Regions from separate parts of the Mus musculus genome. Here regions 2, 3, 4, 5 and 6 are each linked to region 1. Evidence: chromatin loops called from intact Hi-C (ENCODE). Cell type or tissue: left cerebral cortex. All regions are shown on one strand. Region 1 holds the start of Man1c1 (mannosidase, alpha, class 1C, member 1). Region 2 overlaps Man1c1 (mannosidase, alpha, class 1C, member 1). Region 3 overlaps Man1c1 (mannosidase, alpha, class 1C, member 1). Region 4 holds the start of Selenon (selenoprotein N). Region 5 overlaps Selenon (selenoprotein N). Region 6 overlaps Man1c1 (mannosidase, alpha, class 1C, member 1).

The links. A loop is a pair of places that touch in the nucleus more often than their neighbours do. Peaks named below come from ENCODE experiments on the same cell type or tissue, not always from the same donor. Only the 100,000 strongest peaks of a DNase experiment are listed, where the experiment ranks them.
Region 2: a loop joins it to region 1, with 2.6 times the contacts of the local background. A loop is called at or near these places in 12 of 42 quality-filtered maps.
Region 3: a loop joins it to region 1, with 2.4 times the contacts of the local background. A loop is called at or near these places in 12 of 42 quality-filtered maps.
Region 4: a loop joins it to region 1, with 3 times the contacts of the local background. A loop is called at or near these places in 36 of 42 quality-filtered maps.
Region 5: it touches region 1 in a loop (3-fold over the local background); 36 of 42 quality-filtered maps call a loop at or near these places.
Region 6: it touches region 1 in a loop (2.4-fold over the local background); 12 of 42 quality-filtered maps call a loop at or near these places.

What each region holds. Positions count from the first base shown.
Region 1 is chr4:134,699,448-134,704,447 of GRCm38, reverse strand. Man1c1 (mannosidase, alpha, class 1C, member 1) reads left to right here and starts at 158. Exons shown (of 12, transcript NM_207237.3): 1 at 158-1,503. The coding sequence starts at 979. In left cerebral cortex, a CTCF peak has its summit at 2,347 (motif pointing right); DNase peaks (open chromatin) are centred at 580, 1,239, 2,339, 3,351 and 1 more place; H3K4me3 peaks cover 3,666 bases; H3K27ac peaks cover 2,129 bases.
Region 2 is chr4:134,623,181-134,628,180 of GRCm38, reverse strand. All of the region lies in intron 2 of Man1c1 (mannosidase, alpha, class 1C, member 1), which reads left to right. Among named protein-coding and RNA genes, the nearest start is that of Gm42326, 33 kb to the right of the region's middle. In left cerebral cortex, a CTCF peak has its summit at 2,335 (motif pointing right); DNase peaks (open chromatin) are centred at 1,352, 1,647 and 3,918; H3K27ac peaks cover 3,558 bases.
Region 3 is chr4:134,580,838-134,585,837 of GRCm38, reverse strand. Man1c1 (mannosidase, alpha, class 1C, member 1) reads left to right here. Exons shown (of 12, transcript NM_207237.3): 5 at 1,444-1,538; 6 at 4,950-5,000. Among named protein-coding and RNA genes, the nearest start is that of Gm42326, 8.9 kb to the left of the region's middle. In left cerebral cortex, a CTCF peak has its summit at 2,146 (motif pointing left); DNase peaks (open chromatin) are centred at 213, 4,255 and 4,955; H3K27ac peaks cover 1,670 bases.
Region 4 is chr4:134,551,546-134,556,545 of GRCm38, reverse strand. Selenon (selenoprotein N) reads left to right here and starts at 4,380. Exons shown (of 12, transcript NM_029100.2): 1 at 4,380-4,609. The coding sequence starts at 4,427. In left cerebral cortex, CTCF peaks have their summits at 379 (motif pointing left) and 2,716; DNase peaks (open chromatin) are centred at 389, 2,696, 4,297 and 4,732; H3K4me3 peaks cover 1,041 bases; H3K27ac peaks cover 984 bases.
Region 5 is chr4:134,541,078-134,546,077 of GRCm38, reverse strand. Selenon (selenoprotein N) reads left to right here. Exons shown (of 12, transcript NM_029100.2): 4 at 388-597; 5 at 765-889; 6 at 1,356-1,493; 7 at 2,947-3,028; 8 at 3,177-3,365; 9 at 3,636-3,741. Among named protein-coding and RNA genes, the nearest start is that of Mtfr1l, 8.2 kb to the right of the region's middle. In left cerebral cortex, a CTCF peak has its summit at 2,627 (motif pointing left); DNase peaks (open chromatin) are centred at 2,632 and 4,613.
Region 6 is chr4:134,639,584-134,644,583 of GRCm38, reverse strand. It overlaps Man1c1 (mannosidase, alpha, class 1C, member 1), which reads left to right. Exons shown (of 12, transcript NM_207237.3): 2 at 4,201-4,297. Among named protein-coding and RNA genes, the nearest start is that of Gm42326, 50 kb to the right of the region's middle. In left cerebral cortex, no CTCF peak of the experiment used is centred here; DNase peaks (open chromatin) are centred at 2,196, 2,497 and 2,878; H3K27ac peaks cover 1,855 bases.

The DNA of each region.
Region 1 (5,000 bases):
CCAGCATTTGGAGCGGGGGGCGTGGCCCAGACTGTGACCCGCCCATCTTTCCCGGCTAGGTTCCCCATTGGCCGAACTGCGGTGCCGCGGCGGGCGGAGAGGAGGGGCGCGAGGCGCGCTGTAGGCGTGGCCTGAGGGCGTGGCTGGCGGGGGGCGGGGCAGCGGCGCTGTCGCAGTGAGAGCCGGAGCAGCGGCGGCCCGTCTGGAGCTGCGGCGGGTGAGCCTGCGCGGCTAGCGGAGCCGCGGGGCCGGGAACAGGTGATCGCAGCAGGAGACCCGCGCCCTCCCGAGTTGCGGCGCCGGAGCCAAGGCTTCCTGGCTCAGCGGCAGGCCCAGGGCTGACAGAGGCCAGCTGCAGGCTTCGCACGCGCTTCCCGGGTATCCCTCTCCCCGCGCGAGCATCTGAAGCCCCTGGGTCCCGCGCAGCCTCGGGAGCGGCAACCGCGCGCGGCGGAGCAAAGTTGTGGACGTGTCCCGACCGCCGGGCCCTGCGCCGTCACCACCGGCTGGGCTCGCGCTCTAGGAGCTGCGCTCGCCCTGCAAGCCCCGGGGGTTCCCTTTGCAAACTGCTCCAGAGGCTGAAACTTCGGGTGCCGGCGGGTCGGGGCCTGCGTCCTGCGCACCCTCCGCGAGGGCGTCGCGGACGGCATGTGACCACTCCGGCGCGGGAAGGCGCGGGAGGGCGCGGGCTCCGTGGATCAGGCGGAGGGCAGGCTGCGGCGCACGGCGGGCCCGGGCTCCAGCCGAGCAGCCCCCCTCGCCCGGGCCCCGCCGAGGCCGCCGCGCCCCCGCCCCCGCGCGGGAGGACTCGCTCCAAACTCCCTGAACTTCGGGCGGGTCCCGAAGCGGCGGCCTCGAGGTGCGCAGCCTTGCTCGGGGACCCCAGCCACTTCACTCTTGCTCCCCACCCTTGAGGACTCTGAGGACTCCCGGGGCCCCGGGCGGAGCTGACAGCCCCCTCCTGCTGGCCGCGCCGCGATGCTGGTGAGGAAAGTGCCGGGTTTCGTCCCGGCCTCGCCGTGGGGGCTGCGGCTGCCGCAGAAGTTCCTTTTCCTGCTCTTCCTCTCGGGCCTCGTCACCCTGTGCTTTGGCGCCCTGTTCCTTCTGCCCCATTCCTCTCGCCTCAAGCGCCTCTTCTCGGCCTCGCGGACCCAACAGCCCGGCCTGGAGGTGATGGCCGAAATCGCCGGTCACCACTCGGTGTCAGAGCAGGAGCCGCCTCCCAACCCTGCCCCTGCGGCTCCGGCCCCGGGTGAGGACGATCCCAGCCGCCTGGTCGGTGTTCTCCGTAGGAAAGGGTGGCTGCGGCGAACCCGCCCCACCGGGCCCCGGGAGGAAGGCAACAGGGTTGCAGCCCTCAGGCCGCAGGAAGAGAGCGTCCGGTTCACTTTCGACTACAATGGTTTCCGCAGCCGCCTTCGACACCCGGTCTTGGGGACAAGGACTGATGAGAGTAAGGAGTCCCAGAGTCTGGTGCGAGCTCAGCGAGAGAAAATCAAAGAGGTAAGCACCCCCCCCCCCAACACACACCTCCCGCCAAGACTTCTAGCTGCAAGCGATTCCCCACCTTCTTGGCCTCTCCTGGCTCCTGGTCTGCCCAAGACCCTTCAGGCAGGCCGCAGCACCGCCCCTCAATCCGAAGTTACTCTCTTTGCTTGGTGCCTACTTTAGGATAACTAGGTTAGTTCATGGCTCCTACCAACCTCCAGGTGGATTCCCCCCCCCCCCACCACCCCCGTCCCCTTTAAGTTCCTAGCCCTGGTGGGCTCCAGGCTTTCCCTGATGGGTTGCTAGTAGGAGTGGATTTTAGGTCCTTAGTTTTCGTTTGTACAGGAGGGAGCCACTAGAAACCCTCTCCCTCCCTGTGTGCCTTTTAAGTCTTGACTTCTCCTAAGCTCCAGCAGGCTCTGGAAAACCCAAGACATGTGAGGTATTTGGGGTCCTGTTTTGTAATCTCTCGGCCTCTTGCAGACCAGAGATCTCGAGCATTCCTGCTAACTGCTTCTATCGAGCGTTGCCACAATTGTACATAATTGCATGTGAAAGACGAAGGAGTGATCAATAAAGCAGTGGGAATGTTACAGAAGCTCCGAGGTTATTGGCTTAATGAGGCGGGTCTTGGACTGGTTCCCCGTAAGGAGTGGGCCGCAGAGGGATTTAGAGGGATCACTAGACTTGAGTCACAGTCTTAGTTTTAAGACATCAAAAACAAACACGGCTTGGAACTGGCTTGCCGACAATTTGCCAAGAGGCCACTGGTACCTGAGTGTTCTGCCCCACCCCAGCTAAGTGTGGTCTGTGAGAACTGCGTGGCCAACATAGCAGCGGGAGCTGCAGTGACACCCCCAGGCCACAAGGGGGCTGTGAGCAAGCACTGGGCCAGGGTCTCTTCCCTGGAAAGAAGAAAATGCTTTTCCTGTTCCTGGGGACCCAGAAGGAGAGCATTGCTCCAGTCTGGACCTCCTAGGTTTACTGTAGGAAGTCAGCAGGGCTGTTTCCATTTCTAGAGAGAGCAGGCAGCACCTTTAGGGTCTCTGCTGCCAAGATGTTCCAGAGCCATTGGAGGACTTGGCTACCCTCTTCCTCTGTGGGAGCTGTCCTTCCTCCCAGGATCACCATTTATGGCTGCTGGTACCCTAAGGTGCTGTGCTGAGCCCTGTTTGAGATTCTGTATGAGCAATCACAGGTCACGGGGGAACCACACATGAGCGAAGTCCTTGGTGTGTGAGTGCTTGTGTGTGTGCACGTGAGCAACTTCAAGTCCACAATTTTCACTCAACTCTCAAAGGTTAATCATCAAAGACTAGAATTTATAACAGTTACTCGAGAGCCATCCTCTCTGCCCTTTCTGTTATGGGGCTTCTTCTCTTCCATTCACCCGGGCCACCTGCCTCTCCTTTTCCTGAAACTGTCTCTTAGCACAGTCCTTCTTTCCCACTCTTCCAAACCTCCATGGTGGGCCACAGCCCCCAGTGAAATCACACATACACCTCGTGCATGCCGTCTCTCATGGGATGCCTAGAGCTGCCAAGAAATTGTCAAAAAGATCTCCAAAAGCATTGGGAATTCTCCAGAGTGGGAGAGGTAGAAGGAGCCACTTCTGGGCTAGAGCCTTCTGAGAGCCTCCCTGGTAGGGCATGGCTGGGGGGTGGGGGGTGGTGGTGGTGGTGGAGCATGGGGGATGGGGGACATGGTAGGCTGGCTCTTGGAGGGGATCTTGGTCCTGCCCATGCAGAGACAGCCTTTGTGACTAGCAGAGTCTGGTGCTCCCTACTTGCTGCAATGGCTGGGGCTGGTAGAAAGGTGTGAGCACTGTAGGCTGTGCAGGTGGGCGTGGTAGGGGCTGGTAGGAGGTGTGAGCACTGTAGGCTGTGTAGGTGGGCATGAGTGGGAGGAGGGCCCCATGGTGCTAGGTATCTGGATGTGTGATGCGGTCATCATTGCCTTACACCTCTGGTTGTAGCTAGAGGCAGGCTTGTGGTTCCTTGCACCTGCTGTTCTATAGCCTCCTTGCTCTGTCTGCAGACTTCAAGCTCCTCAGAGAGGTGGGCTTGGGGCTGTATTCACAGTTATGTTTGGGGATCTGTGGTCTTCTCAGGCTCCTTGACTTTGAACCCTGCCCTATGTCCCTATCCTGAAAGTGGTGGCTTAGAAGGTAAGACACAATGACTGTCTTTGTTGTCCCATCAGAGGAGGGCATCTCGCTGGAGGTGTCTATCCACGGGTCTCCTTCGGTTTCTCTCTGTGTCCCGCCTAGGGGTGGGTCATTTTAGAGGTACCTGTTTTCCGAAAAGGGACTGTGGCATTTGTCTCTGGTTTGTTTATCTCCAGACACAGATTGATTAGACCCAAGGAGAAGAGGAGAGCTAGCATCAGATAAAAAGAGATCTGTTCTTATACGACGAGGTTTTTGAGAGTGGAAGTAAGCATTAGGACAGAATCAGAGAGAGTGACGGATGAGAGTGGATGGAAACCGGACAGACACTCAGGCTCAGGAGCAAGTAAATGTCTTTGTGAACATTCTGATGTGAGAGATGGATATGGCTGCTGATAAGATGGGTCGAGGTCACAGCTTCTGGTTAGACACGTGTCAGGGCCTACTTAATCACCTCCTTATCCTGGGTTTGAAACCGTAGGTGTCGGAGATGGGGGGAGGGATCGAGAGAACCCCTGTTGGCGTCTTAGCTCAGATGTTAACTGTCTGTCTTTGGGTAAGCCACACCCCTTCCTGCAGGACTGGATGAAGAAGAGGTGATAGGTTGTTGGTGGATGAGGGTCTAGCTTTGGCCCCTCTGTAGACGTCTAAGCCAGCGAGGGAGGTCTCAGCATTGTACTTCCTCCTTTCTTGTACCTCTTGGTCCCATTGTGGTCTAGTGGAATCATGTGGTGATGGTTTTGATGGTGGTGATGTTGTGTCCCTGGCTTGTACCCATGAATAGCTATCTAAATGTCCATTAATCTAGTTATTCCCAGCACTCAGGTTGAACTTGGGGGAGATGGGGTTGAATGGCTTGCAGCTTGGGCTCAAGAAGGGCAAAGATGGCTAGAATGCATAACACAGCTCTGAGGGCCATACAAACCCACAGGGGATGCTTTCTGACATTGTGGCATGATGTCACCTACACAGGTGTTGGGATGCATTCATAGCTGTCCTGGGACATGTTTGATAGGGAATGGGAGTCATTGTCCATTGATGAATGAATGGACTGTGGATTCAAATTCAGGCTTCTCCCAACAAGAGTTGGGAATGGGCAGCCTGTTAGCGTCACATCGCAGGGAAATAATGTACAGTTTTGTTCTCGTGATGGTAGGTTGCTGATCTGAAATACCCCCATGGGTAGCTCCCAACGAAGGGGGCTTTTGTCAGAGGCAGTGGGCAGTACGGAGCCATGGTACTGGGCACTGGTGTTGGGTATCCCCCTAGCTTATTAGTTACTTTTGAAAACAGTTCCAGGAAGGCTCATCTCTTCTGGTTCCTCTTCCCAAAGTGCTTGTCTAGG
Region 2 (5,000 bases), 76 kb after region 1:
GAGTCCTCACTGTGCACCCAGCTGGGAGCCAGGCTCGGGATGGGAAGGAAGGCTGAAAATCAGCCAGGTCCGGCAGGCTCACAGGAAGGTAGATCAGCGATGCCCACATCTGCCACCAGTCAGAATGTATGCAAAGGGATCATATCTGCCAGAGACCCTTGGGGTGTCCGAGGAGGGGCACGCACCCCATTCCTGAAGCCCTAAAGCTGTCATCCCTTTCCCACCCATCTCTGCATCTTGCACTGTGGGGGACCGTGGAGATGGTGGCATTTGGAAGGGGTTATGTGAGCGCAGCTGCTCATTCTCGGGAGCCAGGTTGCTGGGAAGGTACACGCTGACAGATGACAGTGAAATCCATTCCAGGTGAGGGACAGCACAGGCCACACCCAGGAGGCCACTGTCTGACAGGGGTTGGGAAGTGTGGGAGTGGGGTCTGGGCGTCAGAGATCTCTGTGCACTCAGCCGTAGATCACTCCTCATGGCTCTGTGCAGGCTGACTACTTCATTAAGTATAACACATGGGGCCCATGGGCCCACAGAATGTTTTAATTTCAATTTCTTTTCGAATCAGAAGAAAAAAAAAAGCACATGTAATAATGTACCCAGATGAGATCAGACACATCTTTATAGTGATACAGCTGTAAATGGCCCTTTTCTCTCTTTGTAACAGAGGAAGTGGAGTTGGGTATGATAGTGTAGGCTTACAGTCCCCACATTGAAGGTTGGAGGCAGGAGGATCAGGAGGTCAAAGTCTAGCCTGGACTAAGAGTGAGAACTTGTCTCAACCAAACAAGAAAAGAAAAGCGCGAGAAAGGGGTCCCAAAGACCACCTGCGAGGCCCCAGGAAGTCATATGGACCCCGGTGCGTAGAGCTGCCTTTCCCTGCCTAGTGGATCTGAATCCTGGGCCTGTCTCACTGTTGCCCCCAATGTTGACCTTAGCAACCCAGCAACAGCCTGTTTCCTCCTCTCTTCAAATCAGGATGCTTCCTCTTGAGCGCCAGCCATTACATCTTAAAGGGTGAACAGACTCCAGGGGGTGACCTGCCCCTGCTGCACAGGTGGTCAGATCTGGGCTGCCTCCAAAGCTGAGACCTCTTTCTTTTCTGGGCCAGTAGGGGTAGGTGAGGTGGGGGGTGTAGGACCATGCATGTATGAGGGCCTCAGGCAGCTTCAACATCAGGCTCAGAGGCACCTAGAGGAGGCAGGACTGTGTTCTGATGACTTAGAAGGGGGCTGCTCTATCAACGCTGCTTGCCTTGGTAGCTGGTGTCCCTCTTCCCTGCCTTAGGATCTAAAAATAAGAAGCCAGACTAACCTTCCTCACGCGGAGGATGAGAAAGAATCTCGAACACTCCAGACAAAGCTGTCGCTTGACATTCCCTGCCACCCTAAGAGGCTGCAGCTCCTGGCTAATGAAGAAGACTTCTGTGGGGGGAAAAAAAAAAAAACTGAAGCCTGCTTTCTTGCCTGAAGCAAACCCTGAAGTGGCTTCATTTGAAGGGCTTGAATTCCCGAACATCAAACTCCCTCAGACCAAGAAGCAAGTGCAAAAAAGTTCCTGCAGTCTTTGAAAAATGTATTCTCTGGGCTCTGCCAGGTTCTGGGGGCTGGCTGTACATGTCTCTCCTTCAGGGAACAGGGAGTGGGAGCAAGTCTGGGCATCTCTCCAGGGTCCAGCCTCCCCTCCCAGAACATGTTGGAGTGGATAGCTCAACCCACGGACTGGGGAAGGTGAACCCTCTACGGCTGGGTGGTTAGCTAGAAAGTTGTACAGGCTTCAGTATCAGGAAACCTTGTGTACCATGTGCTTGCTGCCTGTGTGAACCTCGGGGATATGAGTCAACATTCCTGTGCCTCAGTTTCCTTTCCTGGAAACATGGGAATTGCGATGGTTGAGGGTGAGCTTAGTTAATGCATCATAAGGACATTTTCTGACTTTGATGCCTTTATTATTAATCTTGGGGTTTGGGTTTTTTTGAGAGAGTCTTCCGTAGCTCAAGCTGGCCTTGAACTCCTCGTTGTAGCTCTGGGTAGCCTTGAGCTCCTGTTCCTCCTTTCCCCGTTCCCTCAGTGCTGAAATTGCATGCAAGAGACACTGTGCTCAGCTCCCGTCACCATTATCGACATCATCTTTCTCGTGAATATTTCCTGATCTGTCTATTAAGGAGCCCCTTCCCTGCTGTACCATCTGTGGCCCCTTTAACCCACCTTCCCTTGAACATGGGCTCGCCAGCTCTGAAATGAACTCGATAGTAAAGCTATTCATCTTTTAAAAACACTTTTATTATTATTTTTTTTAAAGTACATATCACTGTGTGTTATGCACATGAGTGCAGTTCCTGCAGAGACCAGAAGGGGACGTCATAGCCTCTTGACGTTCCAGGCAGCTGTGAGCTGCCTGGTGTGGATGTCAGGAATTGAACCCCTGTCCTCTAGAAGTTCAGGGCACGATCTTAACCGCTGAGCTATCTCTCCAGCCCAGATTTGGTACCCACACGTCCCATTGGAGTTTGGTTCCATCTACAGCAGACTCAGTTTGGGGTGGGGGTGGGGTGGGGTCTGGAGCTGGCCTGGGAATCTGGGTTGAGCACAATATCTCTGTGTCTCTATGATGGTTCTGATATCTTAGACCAGGTAAGCGAGCACTGCTACAGAGCCAGGTCAGGGCCCTGAAGTGACTAGCCCCTGCTAGTTGACCCAGATAGGATTTTGGCACCTCAAGCCCCCTACTCTCATCCCATAGGTGCCAAGTCTGCCTTGTAGCTGGGCTCCTGCTATACTGGGGACAGTAGGGGTGGCCTGGAAAACAGCCATATGTGCAGTGGCTCAGCTGATGTTAGCTGACAGACTACAGAATCTGCACACGGCAGGTAGACCAGTTGTAAGAACCCGTCTTCCAGCTGGCCACATGCTAAGTACTTGAGACTACTACCCACCCCAGTGGAGAACATCTCCCATCAACCTCATACTGTTTCTAAGGCGTTGCCAAGGAGGGGCTGAGCTATGGGTGGATATCAGCCTCCAATGGGACTTCGGTACTTCTAATAAGAAAAACCTTGAAGGCCAGCAAGATGGCTCAGAGGGTAAAGGTGTTAGTGGCCAAGCCGGATAGCCTGTGTTGGATACATCCTGGGGCACACCTAAAGATGGAAGGAGAGGCCCGATTCCACAGAGAAGGAAGCTAAGAATCTGTCCTTCATGTGTGCTGTGTATTGGTAGTTCCAGCTTCTCAAGAAGCTGAGGCAGGAGGATGACTGAGGACTGACCCAGGTTATATGGTAAGATCTTCTATGAAGAGGGGAGAGTGAAGGAGGTTAAAGAAGCCTTATTGCAACAAACAGCTCTTCCCCATGACAGGTCTGGGCCCTGCCTCCCTAGCCCAGGCTGGCTATACCCACAGACACCACCACTGTGCAGGCCTGGCACATCCTGCTCACCTCTCCTCTGATCAATGGCCAGAAAAGCAGGTCTGTGGCCTTGGGGTTCCCAGCAAGTACTTTATCTCTTCCAAGGCTGAGTGGCTCTCATCCATCCCTTATCTCCCTTCCGGCCTCCAACCACCATTGCCTGCATGAGGTTCACTGGATTAATGCCTCTCTCTAAAGATCGGCACTGCGGCAGGCAGACACTATTTTCTGAAGGCAGGTGCAGCCTCCCACTGGCCCCCAATCCCCTCCCCGTCCCCATCAGATGCCTGAACAAATGAGTGTGCTTCAGAGCTGCACAGCCCCCAGCGTGAGGAGAGGAGGGAAGCAGGCCCCCCAGAGATGCCAGGCAGGCTGGAGGAGCAGGGCCTCAGCCTGCTCACAGGCTTCCGACAGAGCCCCGAAGGGCGGTTGTTACACGGCTTACACATCTAACCGCTTCAGTTTGGCACGGGTCTGAGGTTGCTGGCTAAGCATCTTGTCAGCGTCAACACAGCTGACAGAGTTACGACACCAGGAATACTTAGAGTTTGCAGTTTTCCCGGCCTCCAGCTGATCCTGTGAAAATGTCACTTCTGTTTCCAGAGAGCTGATTTGTGTCCCAAATTTTCTCTTCTCTGTGGGAAGGGCCTCTTTGCCAGGTGGAGCAGAATCCTCTTGTCACCTGAGGCTCCGGTGTTAAGGGATCTGGAGACCCGGCGCATTTCACGTCTGGTTTGTCACTGGTTCTCAAGGCTAAGTTCCTACAGGATGGACTAGTGAATGAAGCAGTGCCAAAAACATGGCCATCTCCTATTTATATGTTCATTTATTAAATAATGTGTGTGTGTGTGTGTGTGTGTGTGTGTGTGCGTGCACGTGCACTGATACATTCAGAAGTGCATGTAGCAGCCAGAGTGGGTGCTGGGTGCCCCCCTCTATTTCTCTCCACTGTATTCCTTTGAGGCAGAGTCTAACTGAGCCTCTAGCTTGAGTCTTGCTAGCAGCCCAGAAGCCCCAGTGGGGAGGATGAGCCTGGTGAGTCATGTGTGTGTGTGTGTGTGTGTGTGTGTGTGTGTGTGAGAGAGAGAGAGAGAGAGAGAGAGAGAGAGAGAGAGATGTGTGGTGTGTGTGTGAGAGAGTGATGTGTGTGTGTGTGTGTGTGTGTGTGTGTGAGAGAGAGAGAGAGAGAGAGAGAGAGAGAGATGTGTGGTGTGTGTGTGAGAGAGTGATGTGTGTGTGTGTGTGTGTGTTTATGTTCTGTGTGTGCTGAGATCTGATCTTAGCCTTCACAGTTCTGCAGCAGATTCTGTTAACAGCCAGGCCGTCTCCCCAGCCTGACGCTGTCATTTTAAAGCTGCTTTCACGGACTCAAAGCCTTTCACCAGGTGGCATGTGCCCTCATCACTGATGTGCCTGTGTGTCTGTCCAGTCTGGTGAAGTTTGAGCAAACTCTGTTATCCGTGTTGGCATTGTCTGAGTATGGAAAACAATTTTTAAAAAGATTTATTTATTTATTTTATGTATGAGTACACTGTAGCTGTCTTCAGACACACAGAAAAGGGCATCAGATCCTATTACAGATGGGTTGTGA
Region 3 (5,000 bases), 120 kb after region 1:
CAACCCGTTCACCCTGTCTCCCCTGTGCATAACACTGAAAACAATTGAGTGGCCTCGACTATCAAAGAAAGACATGTCTCCCGTGACCTCACTGAGAAGCTGCCGCCCAGGAGGTAGAAGTTTCTAGAACCTGGATGGTCTGGACTTCAAGTCCAATGCTATATATTCTCCATACAGATACACAGCTCATTTTCCCTTACTCTCGATGCTTTAATTAGCTCCCCCTCACAGAACAAAATGCCTGAGACAACTTGAAAAAAAATGTCCAGCTGGGCTCACTGGTTCAATGGTCCCTGCTTACTTAGCCACTGCCTCAGGTCCAGAGTGGTCCAGGACATCATGGCTGGAACACATGATGGTAGAGATGCCAGGAAGCAGAGACCAAGAGAGGGGTGGGGGCCCCTGCTATCCCCATCAAGCCCCCCTCCCAACCTAACTTTTCCCTTAGGTTCCAGCTTTTAAAGGTTCCTCCATCTCCCGGTAGTAACAAGACTGGGGACCAAGCCTTCAACACATAGACCTTTGGAGTTGCTCCAGGTGCATGCCGCACCATTCAGCTTGTAGCACCCCACAGCCTGTAGCATCCCATAGCCTGTAGCATCCCATAGCCTGTAGCATCCCATAGCCTGTAGCATCCCACAGCCTGTAGCACCCACAGTCTGTAGCATCCCACAGCCTGTAGCATCCCACAGCCTGTAGCATCCCACAGCCTGTAGCATCCCACAGCCTGTAGCACCCACAGCCTGTAGCATCCCATAGCCTGTAGCATCCCATAGCCTGTAGCATCCCACAGCCTGTAGCACCCCACAGCCTGTAGCATCCCACAGCCTGTAGCATTCCACAGCCTGTAGCACCCACAGCCTGTAGCACCCCACAGCCTGTAGCACCCACAGCCTGTAGCACCCACAGCCTGTAGCATCCCATAGCCTGTAGCATCCCATAGCCTGTAGCATCCCACAGCCTGTAGCACCCCACAGCCTGTAGCACCCACAGCCTGTAGCATCCACAGTCTGTAGCACCCACAGCCTGTAGCATCCCACAGCCTGTAGCATCCCATAGCCTGTAGCACCCACAGCCTGTAGCATCCCACAGCCTGTAGCATTCCACAGCCTGTAGTGTCCCATAGCTTGGTAAAGGCAGTGCTGATGCCAGCAGCACCCCCTTCTCAGTGGGGTCTGTCCCTGGACTTGGAGGTGACACTGACTTCTTTCCCCTCCCCTTCCCAAGGTCACCTGATCACAATGACAGTCCTTCGTCCCCCCTACCATCTGAGGAACAACCCAGGCATTTCATGAACACAGAAATGGACACTCAGAAATGCCTGGTGTAAGGACCCCAAAACCCAGCTGTCTGGGGGCCAGGTCCTGTCTCTCAGCCTTGACTGGGTTAGAGTGACCACTCCACCCTATTCAGACTCAGTGCCCTTTGACTCTTCCCCCTCAGGTGTTCCGAGTGAAGGCCATCAAGCTGGGTGAGAAACTGCTGCCTGCCTTCAACACACCCACGGGCATCCCCAAGGGCGTGGTCAACTTCAAAAGGTGAGATGCCCACTTTGAACTGGTGACCGTGATCCACCCCCATTTATGGGTCTTGAGTTGGGGCCCTGATGAGAAGGCCCAGGGACAGTTGGCAGACAGAACGGAGTCCTAGGGAGTCAGTTTCTCTGGCTTAAATGTTTGCAGATTCGGGAGCTGAGGGCACTCGGATGGATAGTTTCCTTTCTGTGCACACTGCGAACTGACCTTTGCTAAGCACTGCCCTGGACAGGCACTGGCTACCAAGTGTAGGTCTCAGGGTTTGAACCACAAAGGCTTGACCTTCTCAGGGTGGGAGGGACATTTGTTCCTCTGCAAACAGCCGCCAGTGTCCTGTTGCCCTAGAACCTGTTGGCCCTGGCTTCCCAGGCGGATCCCGCAGCTCTGGGCCATGCATGACATCCTTGAGCTGAGAGAGGAAGGCTGGGTAGCCCATACTCCCTGTCCTGCCGGAGCAATCATCTGGGGTACCTCACAAGAGTGCTGGCCAGGTGCCTGGGAGAAGAGTCCACTCAGCTCTTCCTGGGCCTCACCCTCCCTCGGTGCCCTGTGGCCTGGGTAGCATTGCCCTCTGTGCCCCCCACAAACCAGCTCCCCCTGGTGGCAAGACTTCCCAGTGTCCTCAGTTAAACTTCACAGAGGCCAGGGTGGCCATGAGGCTGGCTGAGGTAACACGCAGATACCTCAGAAACATACACCAGGCCTGGATGCTGAGTGCTTCTCCACAGACACTAATCCTGAGAATGGAGGCAGAAGAGACCCTGGGTCTGGGCACAGCCCCCAGTGCCCCTCCCTCAGCCCTAGCCTCCTGTCTCACCTGTGGCCCCAGCGGAGCCTGGTCCTACCCAGACCCCAAGATTCCTGGCCCAGTCGTGGCTATTTTTAGGTTCCGTGATGGGCCACGGAGCGATGCTGTGTGTGTGGCGGACTTCCTGGGCTTCCATTGTCACGCCCTTCTCAAATCCATACACGGCCTCCCGCAGTTATCCAATGTACTTTTACTGGGGTGTTCTCCCTCTAAACCTGTGTAAACACAGCTACATAACTGCTAGCAGCTTTTGAGCACACAGGCACCCTGTGAGCCCACAACAGAGAACTTTCCTTTCTAACCACCGGGAAGGACCTCTTTTTTGCCAGGAAAGAAAACGAGGCTCAGAGAAGTGCAGTAATGCCCCCAAAGTCACGCAGCAACTGAGTAAAGTTAGTATTTGAACTCAGCTCTGGCTGTCATGATTACACCATACACAAGAGGTTAACCAAGCAGCGAGGGTACTGTAGAGCAACCTTGCCAGGGGAAAGGAGAGAAGTGAAAATCTTACTGTTGGTCCACTGGGTCACAGAGCTGGTAGGATGACCCCTCTCCCCTCCAGAATGCTGTGGTTGTGTTTAGTACCTAGTATTTAGATTCAGCTCTACAGCTTTCTGTGTGACATTGAAAAAGTGCCTCCCCCTCTCTGAGCCTAAATATTCCTACCTATGACAGGAAGATCACAGTATCTGCTAATAGAGTTGGGTGAAGGTAAAATAAGATACCAAAGTCACCTGGCTCCCGTTAGAAGTGTATTGTCACTTACATATGCATAATTACATACTGATAAAGATGAAGGTCACGTGCATAATTGATGCCTCACAATAGCTCCGTGAGGCTGAGCACCTTGGTTTAAGGGAGGAGGAAGCTGAGGTCTAGTTAAGTGGAGGGGCACTCCTGAGGACCCCTGGTCTGGGACATAGAGAAAGCCAGTGACTAGGCAGAGTGACAAAGCTCCCCCCACCATTCACTCCCACCCCTACGCACATTCGCATGCTCTCCCTACTACCTGAAGTCTCTGGGGCAGGTGACTGAGGGAAGCCAGGAGAGAGAACAGAGAGGCCTGTGTGGTGGACAGTGAGTCCAGAACTCACTGGAGGCTGGAAGGGAATGAGGGTGCACACGCCTTTGATCCCAGCACTCACTCTGGAGGCAGAGGTAGTCAGATCTCTGAGTTCAAGGCCAGCTTGATCTACAGAGTGAGTTTCAGCATAGCCTGGTCTACCTAGTGAAATAATGTCTAAAAAGCAAGCAAGCAGGCAGGCTACCTGGGAGGCTGAGCTACCTGAAAGAATCGTCTCTTCTTCTCTGCCAGAGCACCAGAGACCGATACAGGGCACGGGCAGAGCTTAGAGTGGCCTGTGAGGCCTTGGGCCTTCAGAAGTATGGCCCCCAGGCACCTCCCCACCCCACACTGCCTTCCCAAGTCATCTCCATCTGTGGAGGTGGATGGACAGCAGCGGGTTCCGAGGCAGCAGGAGAGCAGAGAAACCCCCCAAAGGCGACACAGCCACCCAGGGCCTGCAGAGGGGAGGTGCCTGCTGTGTCTTGCTCTCTCCCTGAGTCTTCACTAACTCTCTGTAGAATGCCTGTCCCCTTGGAAACCTAAATAATCCTGTGAGAAAGTAGTGAAGATATGCATGTGGAATCTGAGACATGGTCCTCTGAAGCCTTGGTCTTGCCCACAGCAGTCCTTAACAACCCCCGCCCTTACTTTCTTGGCCCCCACAGAAGCCTGAGCCTGGGGAGGCAATGGCAAGAAGCGGTTGGCCTCATTCTGCCATATAGAGACAGAAACTGAGGCACACAGGATTCAAGGGCTTGTCTGAGCTCGCCAGCTGAGCAGCACCGTGCCCCCACCTTCTGGTTCCAGGGTGCAGCAGGCAGAGAGGTCTGGGAAGCTCCCCCTCAAAGGGTGGGGCAATGCAGGCAGAGGCCTCGGCTGGCTCGGTGCTGCTTTCTGTAGGGCCCAGCTGCCGCACAGACTGGTGACTGGCGGAAAGTGTCTGACTCTGGCCTGATCCTTTGTCTCTAGAAGGGAAGATGGGAAGATAACTCACATGCTGAGAATTTTCTTCCCATAGCCCTAGACGCTGAAGTGGACATCAGAGCCTCCTGCAAGCACAGGGCTAGAACATGACTGACATGTTCATGAGAGGCTAGCCTTGGCTATGAGGGCCCTACTTCTTTCACTCCTCACTCCCAGCTTCCTTGGGTCCAGCAGTCCAGTCTGGGGCTTATAGGACCCTAGATTAAAGGGCAGGCAAAAGTCTGTGTGTGTTTCGGGGTGTCTCTAAAAATGATCATTGAGTGTCCTGTGGGGCTTTGGGGCTTCTCAACGACACCATCAATGTCACCTGCAAATTTCACCACAGACACAACACCCCAAACACTATAGAGACTGCTTGGGAGGAACAAAGACTGTGGCATGGGCTCAGACCACCTTCACCAGGTCCCACCCCTCACCAGCTTCGGTGCCATCCATATGGTGGGGCCCAGGAGGATTAGCCGAGGTGCCTGGCACACAGCAGGCACCACCCTGTACCACAGCTGCTGCCGCTCTCAGCCAAGGAGCCAGCAGGGTGACAGAGCTGATGTCTTTTCAGCGGTAGCTGGGGCTGGGCCACGGCAGGCAGCAGCAGCATCCTGGCCGAGTT
Region 4 (5,000 bases), 150 kb after region 1:
CGGTACCCACGCCTCATTTCCCTTCCTTTGTCAGGGCAATCATTATCTGAAGTTACCTTGCTATGTACGTCAGCAATTCCCCTGCAGAACAGTCTACTCTGGCACAGAAAGACCTTCTCTTCCCCCCTACTGTGTTCTGGGATACAGGGCAGCTCCTGGCACATAGTAGGTCCTTATTTAGTTCAGAGACCCAGAAGAGCCATTTTCCCCAAGTGGCACTCGTTCATCTCCCACATGCTGGTCTCATCACTGGCTTCCAGGATGGTGGGGGTAGAATTTGAGTAAAGCTTCCCTTTGGGAGGGGGGGGGGGTCCCAGGTAATAGAAAAGATTCAGATGCCGCTCCTGGACTTGCTGTAGGGGAAAGAAGGAGGGAGCTGCAGCGCCCCCTGCAGGCACTACTGTCCCTTCAGGGCTAGCACAGCAAACAGTTGGGAAACCGGAAGCTGCTGGAGGATAGCCTGTGTGTGTGTGTGTGTGTGTGTGTGTGTGTGTGTGTGTGTCTGTGTGTCTGTGTGTGTCTGTGTGTCTGTGTGTCTGTGTGTCTGTGTCTGTGTGTGTCTCTGTATGTGTGTCTGTGTCTGTATGTGTGTGCATGTCTGTGTGTGTGTCTGTATGTGTGTCTGTGTGACTGCATATCTGTGTGTGTCTGTGTGTGTTTGTGTGGCCCAGAGAAAGAAAGAGACATGTACAGAGAGAGACAGACAGACATAAACACAGAGGAATCATAGAAAGGCAGGCCAGGACTAAGACAGAACCCCCTTCCCCCTTGCTTAAAATACTTCAACCAAGTTAGGCCCCACTCCACCCTTGTGTCCTGCACCCCTCATTCCCAGCCCCCACCCCTGCCTGGGCAGCAGACATCCCCATGGAATCTATGCCTTTAGCAAACCCCCAGTGTGATAAATAAAGCAAGCGTGGCAAATCCACGTCCCCTCGTTTGTTTTCTGGGGACCGGGCTTATCCATCTTCCCCCTGACCTGCTCTGCACTCTGTTAGCTGTGCTTCCACATAGAACAGAATTTGCTTTGCTAATAGCATCTGTTTCACGTAGGGTGTCCCCAAACATTAGCTATAATGAGTTGGAAGTGGCACAGTTAGGAGCTTGGGACGTCAACACCAGATGTCAGGTCCTCCTCATCCCCTGAGAATCTGGAGTCAGAACACAGGACAAGGCTAGGCCAGGCCCACAGTCCCGGAATGTTCCTGGGAGCTACCTGTCTGTCTTAGTTTGGGTTTTATTGCTGTGAACAGATACCATAACCAAGGCTACTCCTATAAAGGACAACGTTTAATTGGGGCTGGCTTACGGGGTCAGAGGTTCAGTCTGTTATCATCAAAGCGGGGGAGCATGGCAGCGTCCAGGCAGACATGGCGCTGCAGGAGCTGAGAGTTCTACCTCCTGTTCCTAAGGCACCTGGGAGAAGACTGGATCCTTCGTGGTTAGGATGAGGGTCTCATTGCCAACCCCCACAGTGACACACGTCCTCCAACAAGGCCACCCTGAATAGTGCCACTCCCTGAGCCAAACGTATTCAAACCACCACCCTCTCCAATGGACACTGTGGAGTCCCTGAATAGGAAAAACAAGGCCCTCTCTTCATGGCACGGTGACAACGGGTGGCCAACATACTACAGAATAGCAGCAAAGTCAAGCCATGCTCACCATCTCGTGTCTCAAGACCTCACTGAACTCAGGAGGTCACTGACCTTCTAGACTTGCTGGCTCTTGAGCTCGGGGGACACCCTCACCTCCACCCCGACCTCCCCTTTCCCCAGTCCCCTGTCCCCTCCCTGTGCCTGCAGCCACTTAACCCTGGGATTACAGATGTGTCTACACTGATTTACTTACATGAGTACTGGGGATCTGAACCTGGGTCCTCGGGGTTGTGCAGCCACTGCTGAGCATCTCCTCAGCCCCCAACAGAGTTCAATAAAAAAAAAAAAAAAAAAGGGCTGGTGAGATGGCTCAGTGGGTAAGAGCACCCGACTGCTCTTCTGAAGGTCTGAAGTTCAAATCCCAGCAACCACATGGTGGCTCACAACCATCCATAATGAGATCTGACTCCCTCTTCTGGAGTGTCTGAAGATAGCTACAGTGTACTTATATATAATAAAAATAAATAAATCTAAAAAAAAAAAAAGTAACAAAGACATTAAAAAAAAAAAAAAACAGGCAGACTTGGCTGGGGCATGGTGGCGCACGCCTTTAGTCCCACACTTGGGAGGCAGAGGCAGGCAGATTTCTAAGTTTGAGGACAGCCTGGTCTACAGAGTGAGTTCCAGGGCAGCCAGGGCTACACAGAGAGACCCTGTTTCAAAAAACAAAAACAAAAAGGAAACTTCACTTGGCTAGGTGACCTGGGAAGAAAATAAGACAATATTATAAGCCAGCCGACCCCCATCTAGCACACAATGGCCTGGAATCCACTTGTGCATGCACACTGGGAGCCACTAGTGCACAGGACCTGATGGTGGTCTGCAAAGGTTACACATCTTTCCTGAAGACTGAAGTCTAGAACTTCACAGCCTCTGGCCCCTGGGAAAGAGCAGTCACCTTGGGGCCTTGGAACCTGAGGTCATTAAAGGATGCCTGGCAGGAAGTAGGACCCCTGGGGATGGCCCCAGAGGACAACTTTTCCTCTGGTTGCATCCTTTCCTTGCCTAATCCCTTTCCATGCCCAGTGTGCTCCAGGCAGATCTAGCTGGTAGTACTACACCATCTACTGGGGTTGCAGTAGTCAGCAGCTATGGCTCTGGCTCACTGAACCCCAGAAGGGCCTCTGGCACTCTCCATACACTGAGGCTGGGAAGGCCTCAGTGCTCACTGCCTGTGTGTGATCAGGAGCGATCTAAAGAAAGCCCTTCAGCTGGATCCTGAAGGGGAGGTGCTGGGTCCAGCCATCATTGGAGGCCACCATTTTTATGTGTGGCTAAAACCTGCTCAGTCATGTTCTGTTCTGGTATTATAAAGTGGATTCATGTGTGTGTGTGTGTGTGTGTATGTATGTATATGCATGTGAGTGTATATGTGTGTATGTATATATATATATGTGTGTATGTATATGTATGTATGTATGTATTGTATACATGTGTGTGTATGTATGTGAGTCTATGTGTGTGCATATTATGTGTGTATGTATGTGAGTCTATGTGTGTGCATATGTATGTGTGTATGTACGTGAGTCTATGTGGGTATGTGTATATGTGTGTATATGTGTATGTGTATATGTGTATATGTATATATGTGTGTATATGTGTGTGAGAGTATGTGTGTTGTGTATGTGTGTATATGTGTATGTGTGTATATATGTGTGGGTGAGTCTGTGTATATATTCATGTATGTATGTATGTATATGTGTGTATGTATGTGTGTACGTGTGTATATGTATGTGTATGAGTCTATGTGTGTATATGTGTGTATGTATATGTGAGTCTATGTGTGTATATGTATGTTTGTATGTATGAATGTATGTATGTATGTGTATATGTGTGTGTTTGAGTCTGTGTCCATATTCATGTATGTATGTATGTATGTGTATATGTGTGTGTTTGAGTCTATGTGCATATTCATGTATGTATGTATATATGTGTACGTGTGTGAGTCTATGTGTGTGTATGTATGTGTGTACTATGTGTGTGTGTATGCGTATTATGCCAATGTCAGGTCTCTTCCTCTATCACTCTCCAACTTATTTTTTGAGACAGGGTCTCTCACCTGTTTGGCTAGACTAACTGGCCAACAAGTCCCAAGGGTTTTTCTGCTCAACCTTCCTATTAAATAATGTGTGGGCACATCTGGCTTTTTAGCACGGGTGCTAGGGATCAGCTTCTGCAACAACCCGCTGTGTCCTCTCCCCAGTTCCCAGGAGTTCTTTTGAGTCCTAACCATATTTTAGATCATAATTTCAACAGCACTCTTTCACTATGGCACACACATTTTGCAGAACTAACTGAACTTTGGATGGAAGGGAGGGAGAAAGGGAAAGAGCCTGTGTGTGCAGGGATGAGGGTGATCATAGCCTGTGTGTGCAGGGATGAGGGTGATCATAGCCTGTGTGTGTGCGCAGGGATGAGGGTGATTATACTTGGAGGCTCAGAAGACAGGAGGAGCATCACAAGTTCAGGGTCAGCTTGGACAACACAGCGAGTTTCAGGCTTGCCTGAGCTACAGAGTGAAAGGATGTCTAAAAGAATTTATTTATTTATTTATTATTTTATTTATTTTGGAAGCGGCGAGGTAGAGGGCCTATGGACCGGCTGAGCAGGCGCTGTGCCCTCGGGACCTCCCTCTTTCCCCGGCAGTGATGGGCCGGCAGTCCACCCTGCTGACGCCCTCCCTCCCAGCTCCGCCCCGCCCCGCGCCGCCCGCCCCGCGCCGTGCGATCCCCTTCCCTGCAGCCGCCGGGATCCCCGGAGCCGCCGCCATGGGCCAGGCCAGGCCCGCAGCGCGCCGCCCGCACAGCCCGGACCCCGGCGCTCAGCCCGCGCCTCCACGCCGCCGCGCCCGCGCCCTGGCGCTGCTCGGAGCCCTGCTGGCGGCCGCCGCCGCTGTCGCCGCTGCCCGGGCCTGCGCGCTCCTCGCCGACGCCCAGGCGGCCGCGCGGCAGGTCGGAGGGGACAGGAGGGGGACAGTGGCTGCAGAAAGAGGCGCAGAGCAAAGCTCTACCCCGCACCAGGGAAGGGGGGAAGTGGGGAGGCCGGAGGGGACAATGGCCAGGACAGGGTAAAAAGTAGGACCGGGCCTTTGGGAGAGGAGGGAGGGAACTCGGAGTAGACAATGGATGAAGACGTGGAGTGAAGCTGGGACCAGACGCGACTGAAAAGGGGACAAGGAACTCTGGGACTGTTGGGAAGTGACATTTGAGCAAATGGGCTGGCAAGTGTGGAGGGGACTCTGGAAAAGAATGGCAGGAGCCACTGTAGCAGGAAGCAGCTCCCTGCTTCAGGGACTGGGATGGAGAGTTTGGGGCCCATGGTGATGCTTAGCTCAGCTCCTTC
Region 5 (5,000 bases), 160 kb after region 1:
GGGGACACCCAGGGTTAGGGAATGGGAAACGGGCATGCCTGAGGGAGCCAGCAGCCTGAGGCAGGGTCTGGCACCTGGGACTGGTTGGAGGCTTATGCAGAGGCTGGGGGTGGGACCTGCTCCACCACCCTGTTCTAGGCCAGGTAGTATCTCCAGCTACACAGCTGCCCACCCTGCATATGCTGCCCCGGGCCTGGGCTGGGCCCAGAAAGCCACTGAAACCAGGGCAGGTTGTGTGTGAGGTGCGCCTCTCTCTAGCAGGACAGTCTAAGCTTGTGGCCATTTCTGAGACCTTTCCCATGCTCCCTCTCCTGTCCCAGACTATAGTCTAGCTGGCCTTGAGGGACACCGACAGGGCATCCTAGAGCCTTGGCTTCCCCATCCCAGGTCTCCCGCCTCGCTCTGTCCGGCCTCCGCAACTGGACCACAGCAGCCTCGCCGAGTGCAGCGTTTGCTGCCCGCCACTTCCGGCCCTTCCTGCCCCCTCCAGGTCAGGAGCTGGGCCAGCCCTGGTGGATTATCCCCGGGGAGCTGAGCGTCTTCACGGGCTATTTGTCCAACAACCGCTTCTACCCACCACCGCCCAAGGGCAAGGAGGTAAGGACAGCACTGGGAGATGCAACTTCTGCCTGGAGCCACCTTGGGAGTGGCCATTTCTATCGGAACCTGGACCCAAGAACCAGGCATCCCTCCCCCTCAGTCTCCCTCTTGGGGCCTTCGGGTCCAGAGCTGACAAACCAGCTAGGATCTTACTGCCGCCCTAGGTCATCATCCATCGCCTGTTAAGCATGTTCCATCCACGCCCCTTCGTGAAGACCCGCTTTGCCCCTCAGGGCACCGTGGCCTGTCTGACTGCCATCAGCGATTCCTACTACACCGTGATGTTCCGGTGAGTGTCACTGTGCTTGAAGTGTAGGAGAAAGCCAAGCCAGAGACCCCCAACTTTACCACCTCCCTCCCTGTTGGGCTTCGGTTCTCTGAGCATCTGTTTCCTCCTCGGTGGGTCAGGGGAGTAGTAACTTCCTACAGATTTGGTGAGAGGTGTCTGGAACTTGCTTAGCCCTGAGCTGGAATTAGCTGGTGACCAGGATGGTGTCATTCACACACAGGGCCAGGGTATGAAATACACACACACACACACACACACACACACACACACACTCTGGAGAAGGATGGCAGAGAGGGTTGGGGCAAGGCTTCTAAGGAAGATGGCACAGAGCCTTTTAGAGGAGTGACATTGGTGGTATCTCCTGCTTTCTCCTTGACTCTGACCACACAGGAGTCTGGCCACGGCTCCCCGGGCTCTGGGAGAGACTGGGGAGGGATCCAGGCTTAGCAAACTCCATTCCCTACAGGATCCACGCGGAGTTTCAGCTCAGCGAGCCTCCTGACTTCCCCTTCTGGTTCTCGCCCGGCCAGTTCACCGGCCATATCATCTTATCCAAAGATGCTACACACATCCGTGACTTCAGGCTGTTTGTGCCCAATCACAGGTAGGAGCTAGCCCTGGCACAGCCTCAGCACCCTTCTCCTGTGTTCTGCTGCTGCTGCTGCTGCTGCTGCTGCTACTACTATTATCCCTGAGCTCAGAAATCAGGGGGCACATAAACTCTTCAGTCTCTGCCCTTCCCTCAATCCCCAGTGCCACCACTTGGTGACCAAGAAGAGGCAGCAGGAGACCGCTGAGCAGTCCTACCATCTTCTCAGATAATCTCCAGGCACTTGGCACTCCCTCCACCTCCACCTCAACACAGAGCCAAGGCCCTAGGGCCAAGCAAGCCAGCTGGGGTCTTTGCTATTGTCCCACTGCTGCTGTAGGTCCTCCCTAGACTCAGTTTCTCTTGTCCTCCTAGACATGGAACCTCACCTACTTGTGCCACCATGGAAGGTCAGCAGCTGGGCAGGGCCCATGGTAATCCAGGGAGGCTTCCCAGAGGAGGTGGCATCTAGTCAAAATCCTTGGGGAGGGAAGGAAATAATACATATATGGGCTTGAGAGAAGGCAGACATCATAGGGTCTTGGTGGGACTTCTGGGACAACTGTTACTCTAGTTATTTGTCTGTTCTGGGTCAGCCCCATCAGCAGATCTGGGGACAAGGGGTGGAGTGTTGGCGGGGGGTGGGGGGTGGGGGTAGGGAGGCAAGAGTCTTCCCTGATAGCAAGTAGACTTTAAGCAGGCCCATGGTGTCTTGTGCAAGAGCTGGAAGTCCTGAGGCCCCAATGCAAAATTTGTTCTTGGTAGCAGGGGGCTGTGTGGCTGTGAGCAAGGCCCTGGCCCTCTCTGGGCCTCAGTTTCCCCACTGTTCTGGTAGAAGACTGACTGTTTTACCCATGGATCAGGGGTAACAATAGTTGGGAGAGCCTGAACTTACTAGAGTGCTTTCTCTCCCTCTCTAGAGGGGCAGGGCAGAGACATGGTGTTCTACCTACCCCCTTCATGAGTTGAACCCAGTTCTGGGCAGAAGCTGGCACCAGTGTACCTGATTCAAGAACCAAATAACACAGAGGGTAGACGATTAGCCAGGATCTACTGCTTCTAGGACTGTCTAAGATTCAGGTCCCAGGGACACCTCTGAGGGTGTTCAGTCACTTTGCAGAGACTATTGCTTGGTGGTCCTGGGGCTCCCCCGTGTGGCAGACTTTCAGACTGCACTGAGCAAGCCAGACTTCTGAGCTCTGTGGGTGAGTCAGCCGGGAGGTCCTGGGCCTCAGCTCCAACCTGGGTCTTACTGCTGCCTCATCCTGTGTCCTGCAGCGGGGCACTGCCCCTGTCTCTGCCACAAAGGGTCAGGAGAAGTCTATGGGTCGTGCTATGAGAGCCCTGTGCACTATCCAGGCCTGGCCCAGGCTCTGCTGTCAAACTCCCTGTGTCTTCAGCTGCTTGCATTAAACAAGATGTCACCTGGGCTTTGATGGTGACGTTGTTTTACCCTGGCCATCCTCAGGTCCCTGAATGTGGACATGGAGTGGCTGTATGGGGCCAGTGAGACCAGCAACATGGAGGTGGACATTGGCTACGTCCCCCAGGTGAACACTCAGGTGCCCCCACCCAGATATGTCCAGCTGCAAGGCCTTGCCCTGAGCCCCGTCTCCCCACTTCTGCAGAGTAGAGCGTCCCTGGAGGTTTCTCAGGGCCCTTCTCTGAGACACCCCTCACCACTGACTTCCGGCCCAGATGGAGCTGGAGGCTGTGGGCCCCTCGGTGCCCTCTGTGATCCTAGATGAGGACGGCAACATGATTGACAGCCGCCTGCCCTCAGGAGAACCCCTCCAGTTTGTGTTTGAGGAGATCAAGTGGCATCAGGAGCTGAGCTGGGAAGAGGCTGCCCGGCGCCTGGAGGTGGCCATGTATCCCTTCAAGAAGGTGAGGCTGAACGTGAAGGCCAGAGCAAGACTCCTTGATGGAGGCCAAGGCTGAGAACTCTGGTCTAGTCATGCTACTGTGCTGGACCGTTGGGGCACAGCAGTCCCTTCTGCTCCTCTGAGCTTGGAGAAGGCTCACATGGCTCAGCTATGCCCCTTCACACACACACACACACACACACACACACACACACACACACATAAATACTTCACTGGCACAACCACAAACAGGGCCTCGGCCGCTCAGTAGCTTGTCTTGGTTTGACCACAGGTCAACTACCTGCCGTTCACGGAGGCCTTTGACAGAGCCAGAGCTGAGAAGAAACTTGTTCATTCCATCTTGCTGTGGGGGGCCCTGGACGACCAGTCCTGCTGAGGTGAGGGAAGCCCTGGTCAGCTCTAAGGGGAAGCGGGGGGTTTCATACCTATGGCTAGGTTACAAGAGGCTCTGGGACAAACAAGACTTGGAGCCATGAGGACTTGGGCCACTGAGGTCCCAGGGTCACTTGCAGTACTTGGGTGAGCCTAGAAGACAATGCCAAAGTGTAGGAAAAAGGCCAGGCAGATGTGTTCATGCTTGGCCATTTTAATTTAGTGACCTTGACCAAGCAACATCCTTGCCCTGAGTCTCAGTTTTCTCAACCATGAAGTGGGCAGAGCATACCAGTCGTGGTATCGGGTGTCATCATATCGTGTATTCTGTCAAGTAAAATCTACATGTGAGAGAGGAGACAGTACCAGAAGCTGGGCTTGGGTTTCTTATCCAGAATGACCGCCAAGGACCTTCTGGAAAGTTCTCTGAGTATCTAACAGTTAGCTCAAAGATGAGATAAGCAATGCCCCTGCCTTAATCTTGTCACCCAGCCAACATTATGGGTCCCTGCCGTAGCTACGCATTATCCCAGTGTGGTGTAGACACATGCAGGGCAGGTAACCCCAGGGCAGCGAGCTGTGTGCAAGGCAAAGTGGGGTAACAGAAGAGAAGCTGGGAGGCCTCTTGGAGAAAGTGACATTTAACCTAGGATGGTGAGAGGTGGCGTAGTGGTGTGTCACATGACAGGAGGAAGAGGGTTTGAGTGGAACGTGCCTGTGTAAAGGCCCTAGAGACAGAGAACGAAGTGGAATCAAGAATCTGCCACTGGGACTGGAGAGATGGCTCAGTGGTTAAGAGCACTGGCTGCTCTTCCAGAGAACGTGGGTTCAATTCCCACCGCCCACGTGGAAGCTCACCACTGTCTATGATTCCCAGTTCCAGAGGATCTGATGTCCTTATACAGCCACACATGCAGGCAAAACGCCGAGCACATTAAAAAAAAAAAAAAAAAAAAAAAAAAAAAAAAAAAAAAAAAAAACCTTTTTATTTAAAAGAAAATAGAAAGAAAAGAGAGAGAGAGAATCGGTCACTGTGACCAGGCCCTGGGCCACCCCCAGCTGCAGCTCGGCGTGCCAGTTTGTCCATGCTGATCCTACAACTTCCTCCTTCAGCATCTACTCCTTGAGAGTCTGTTCTTGGCTTTTCATTTGAGACAGGCTCTCAGTCTGTAGCTCAGGCTAGCCTATAACTCACTCACCATGTAGCCCAGGCTGGCCCTGAATTTGTGGTCAGCCTCCTGAGTGCTAGGATACAGGTGTGTGC
Region 6 (5,000 bases), 60 kb after region 1:
TGTGCTCCTAGAGACTGGTCACGTCAGCACTCTCTGCCTAACATGTCCTGAAGTCCCAGGCCACAGGCAGAAAAGCAGATGCCTCCGTGTAAGTGTGTTTGTATTGTCTTAGTTTGGTGGATCTCCTTATCAGTCAGCCAGGCATGGAATGCTCAAGAAATTCATCTGCCCAGAGGCTGGCAAGCAGGCCTTTCTGAAGATGGACCTCCTGGGCCTCCTAAGCTGATGCATTTTTTTTTTCACAGCCATTTTACCCATGATCATCTTACCCAGAAGGACTGGGTTAAATGCTAACTCCCCTGTCGTGGTTTTTATTGGCAGCATAACCAGGAATCACCTAGGAACAGAGTGTTTCAGTGGTAGGCTTGTTTACAGCAGTTTGGCCTGTGGTCTGTGGAGAATAGTTTTGATTGTTGGTTGATGTGGGAGGAGCCCAGCCCACTGTGGGCAGCACCATTCCTAGGCTTCCAAAGTGAGCAAGCAAACCAGGTACAGTGTGTCTCCTGGGCTCTGCTCCAGGTTCCTGCCTCGGCTTCCCTCGGTGATAGACTGTGATGTGGAACTGTGATTCCTCCAGGTTGCTTTGGTTACAGTGTTTAACACAACAGAAAAAGAAACTGGACCACTCCACATGGGAACCTTTTTCTGCCCGTCTCCATCACCACCCGCCATCGATGAGGCCTTCCCCACATCCCTGCCAATGCTTTTAATGTCATCTTTCTGCATATTGCCATCCTTATGGGACCAGTGGGGCTTTAAGTGAGTGATTCTTAAGAGTTTAGAACAAAAAGGAATGATCAGAGGCAGCCAAAATGAGTTCTCCAAGAACAGTCCTGCCAGCCTGAACCTGTTTTCCTTCTCTGCCTTTGCATACAAACATAGAGTGATGGGTTTTGCTGGTAAGCTCTTGGCTAATGGTCAGCAACTGGTTCTAGAACCAAGAGGAAGGCGTCTGGTGATTCCTTGCCCTCAGTCCAACCATTTGCACTTATGTCCCAAATCAGGGTGGCACAGATGCCAGCCCATCTAGTCAGTTTGCCCGTTGCCCAAAGCAGGCAGACATTGAACTGCACGGTCAGATCTGGTTCCACAAAGGTTGGGATAGTGTCAGATGAGAAACAGAAATGGGAGTCAGCAGGTGTGGGATGGTAGACGGAGCCGGGTGAAGTGGGTGTTACCAGGGACAAATGACAGACACCCCCCCCCACACCCCCAGCTGCAGGGTGGCCAAGGCAGGTTGATACAGTATTTCTGCTTTTTATCAAAATGGGTGATGAAGTCATGGGGTACCTGAGGGGAAGGTGTGTTCACAGAGGGTGCCATGGCTGAACACAGTGGATTCGGAGGTTAGGCTAGGGGAACCTGTTGACAGAGCAGGGCTGTTCAGCTAAGGGGACAGGAGTGTTGGGTCCTTGAGGGGAGTGTGTGTGTGTGTGTAAGATGCTTTTTGACTCGGGTACTAGGGGAGAACATATTGGACGGGTTCTGGAAGGACTTGTGACATTCTGCAGTTGATGGGGCTGTCCAGAAAGGTGGTGAACCCCACATCACTGGGGGTATTCAAGTAGAGGTAGCTTAATGTTCTACTTAGGAACATGGGTGAGACAGGAAGTAGCCTGAGTGACCTCCTTTAGGATCTTAGGATTACATCATGCCTTTGGACAAGGTCCCCTTGTATGCACCTGTCTGACCAAGCGTTTGGGACCCAGCGGACTCCTCTAAACAGCCCTTGCTCAGTGGCTGGTTCCCACCTGTATCATGGAGTCCACATAGGAAAACTAGCCCTGGCCATGGGTGAAGCTGAGGGGCTAGGTTTCCTATTTGTTCTTTTATTCAGTGCTTCAGCAGATATTTAACAAGTCTCTTCCATGTGCCGGTGCCAGAGGGCATTTAGGTGTGCCACATGGATAGGGGCTGTGGGGCTGATTTGATGCCAGTGGGAAAACCCTTGATCCCGGGCACCAGGGTATCTTTTTGCTTGTTTGTTTTTTTGAGGCATGATCGCATGCAGCCCAGACTGGCCTCTATCACACTACATAACCAGGTGATATGGAACTGGAGCATGCACCACCTCAGGCGGGGCTGGGACTGACGACTCCCTGCACACACACATCCTTCAGCTGGGGCCTGAAGGAGGATGAGCAGCTGGTAGGGGGAGAGGGTGGGGCTGCTGGGAGAGCCTTGCCTCCACGTGCAGCTCAAACACGAGCCCACGCCCAGGCCTACGCCCAGGCCTAGCAGGCGCTTGCTAGGTGTGTGCGCGCTTGTCTAGTGCCCAGGCATCTTAGTGGGAGGGAGGGGTGGCTCGTGCGTGTTTGAGGGTTTGCACATAGAGGCAGTTGCGTGCCTTCCTGGTCCAGCTCGGGGTGACACGAGGATCATTTGTGCCTTTGGCCACCTTTGTCCTCCTCCACTGATACAGCTGGCAGGTCACGGCCTGGAGGGGACGGCTCTGAATATACACCTGTGATCCTCATAACTCGTGAACACTCATTTCTTTCTAAGTAGGGGTTGGTTCAGGGTGGGGCGCAGCAGCCTACACAGCTCTGCTGTGTGGTTTATGTTCTGAGATCTTGTGGCTGCTGCCTACCCTACTGCCAACTTCAGTGGCAGCGGGGGCGGGGGCAGGGGGTGCATAGGAAAGAGGGAGGGAGGGAGGGACTCCATTCTTTCTCCACGCGCATACCCCGCAATTATTCTCCGTTATTGCCAATTGGAGATAAGTAGAAAATAACAGAGGAGTGGGGGCAGGCCTCCAGGCCCGTGCCGAGCTCTTGCCACACAGTGCCACGATGCTGGCATGAGCCGTGGAGCAGGGAGCTGCACAGCGGCTATGGATGATGGGGGCCTGCTGCTCTGGGTGACAGACGCAGTCCAGTCTGGCTAGCTGTGCTATCCTTCTCACTTTCCTGGAACCTCCGTGCCATCATTTGGGACACTGTGCTAGAGCATCCTGCCAGTCAGAGTCCATGCCGTGCTCCCATGAAGTCACTCCCCTGTAGATGTCGGTCACAGCAGCAATGATTACCAGAAGAGATGGCTTTTAAGCCTGGGCACCAGGGAAAAGGCTGACTACTGGGAACATGGGGAAGGAGGTGGGATTGTCTCAGAGGCAGGCGCTGCTGGAGGAAACACAGGACAGAGTAAACCAAGGCATGGCAGTGTTTGGAAACACTGACAAATGGGAACCGGCAAGAACGGGTTGAAGGGTTGTAGTGGCTCAACTGGGCATGCTCACTTAATGTGCAGGGTGCCCTGCTCCCAGCCCAGAGCCACATGAGAGGTGCAGACAGGAGTGCCAGAGGTTTAAGATTATCTTTGGCAGCAGAGTGAGCTAACGGGCTACCTGAGACCCTGTCTCAAAAAACAAGCAAGTCCCATTCCACCCCACTGTCACTCCAGAGTTCCACCCCTGCGACCCTCTTCCTGCACCCTGCCTTACAGAAGTGAAAGGGACAGAGTGTAAAAACAAATGAGGGTGACTGTGGGGATTCGGGAGCAGGGTGAGCAGATTGTCACCATGTCCCTCAGCCTCTAGGCTGAGTGCAGCTAGGGACTAGTAGCCCGGAGGAGCCTTTATGTTGAGACTCCGGCACAAACAGAGTGACTGTCCTCAGATACGCCGATAGTATGTACCATGACCTGGGCTGGGTTGTCAGGGAAACTGAGGCAAGGCAGGTATAGTGTCTGGCCTCAATGAGCTTCTGGCCCACAGCCATACAGAGAACCAATGACAGTGACCAGCGAGGGCCCAAAGAGCCCAGGGTGCCTAGCTCAGCACAGTCCATAGTCTTTAGGGGACAGACCTGACACTTCTAACCAGAGTGTGCATCCTGTTCCCGGCCCTCTCACTGACCACCTGGGAAATTTGAACTGGTTACCTCATTTCCGACCCATCTCCTTGTGTGTGTGTTGGCTTTCTACACAGTTCTAATGGGCAGGCTCCTACCACTGAACCACACTGCCCGCCTAAGAGTTTTTCCCTCTTCTTTCTGGTTTTTCCTCTTGGCCTCGAACAAAGCTAGAATTCAGCCAGCGCTCTAGGTTCCTTCTGGGAAACCTGTGAATGGTCTTCAGTGTGTGGCGTGACTGGAGAGGAACGGCTGTCTACAGGGCCGAGAGCTTGGTAGAGGGTGTGGTGGGTGCCCCTGGCCACCAGCATCGTCTCACCGGGGCCTGGTCCCCTGCTCTTTCCCGCAGATGATGCGGTTTTCCTGGCAGAATTACCGCCGTTATGCGATGGGCAAGAATGAGCTCCGGCCACTCACAAAGGACGGCTTCGAGGGCAGCATGTTTGGTGAGTTGACACAGACCTCTGGGGCCTCCAGTGCTTCTGTCCCTTCCTAGGCTCTTCCAAGCTTTTCTGGACTCAGAGGACCCAAGTGCTCCTGTCCGCTCTTATATCCTCACTTCTGAGCGATGCAGCTTGGGAAAGTGAGGCTGGTGAGGGAGGGGAACATGGAAGACTGGGTAAATCCACCTTACAGGAGGGAGGGTGATGGCAAGGTGGCGTTGTCTCCAGAGAGAATGAATATGTGTCTAAAGAGGCCCCGTTTGGGTTGCCTTTAGATAAAATCTTGGGGTGTCCTTTATGTTGGCTGGTGACAGCAGGTCAGCCACGTGCCCTCACGTTTCTCCTGAAGCCCTTCTGGCTGTGTCCCCTCTTTACTGCTCCATTCTTTGAACCCAGAGCCCCTCTCTGCATCTCCTAAAGGCTGCAAGCTCAGTCTCCTATTTCGGACGTCACTCCTCTGCCTGTCATGGTGCTAGCTCCTGCTCTACAGGCCCTCTAGCAAGAAGATGCTGGGGGCAGCCTGAGCACCTCCTTTCTTTAGGGAAGGATGCTGTGCTGGACCAGATAACCGCAGCACCATATCCCCCACTCCTCACTCCCATGGAATACAGGCTGCTGGAGTTGGATCCAGAGAAGCAAGCCTGATACGGAAACCCCAGGGAAATCTGAAGGGTGACTAGATGCGGGAGCCCAGGGCCTGTGTGTG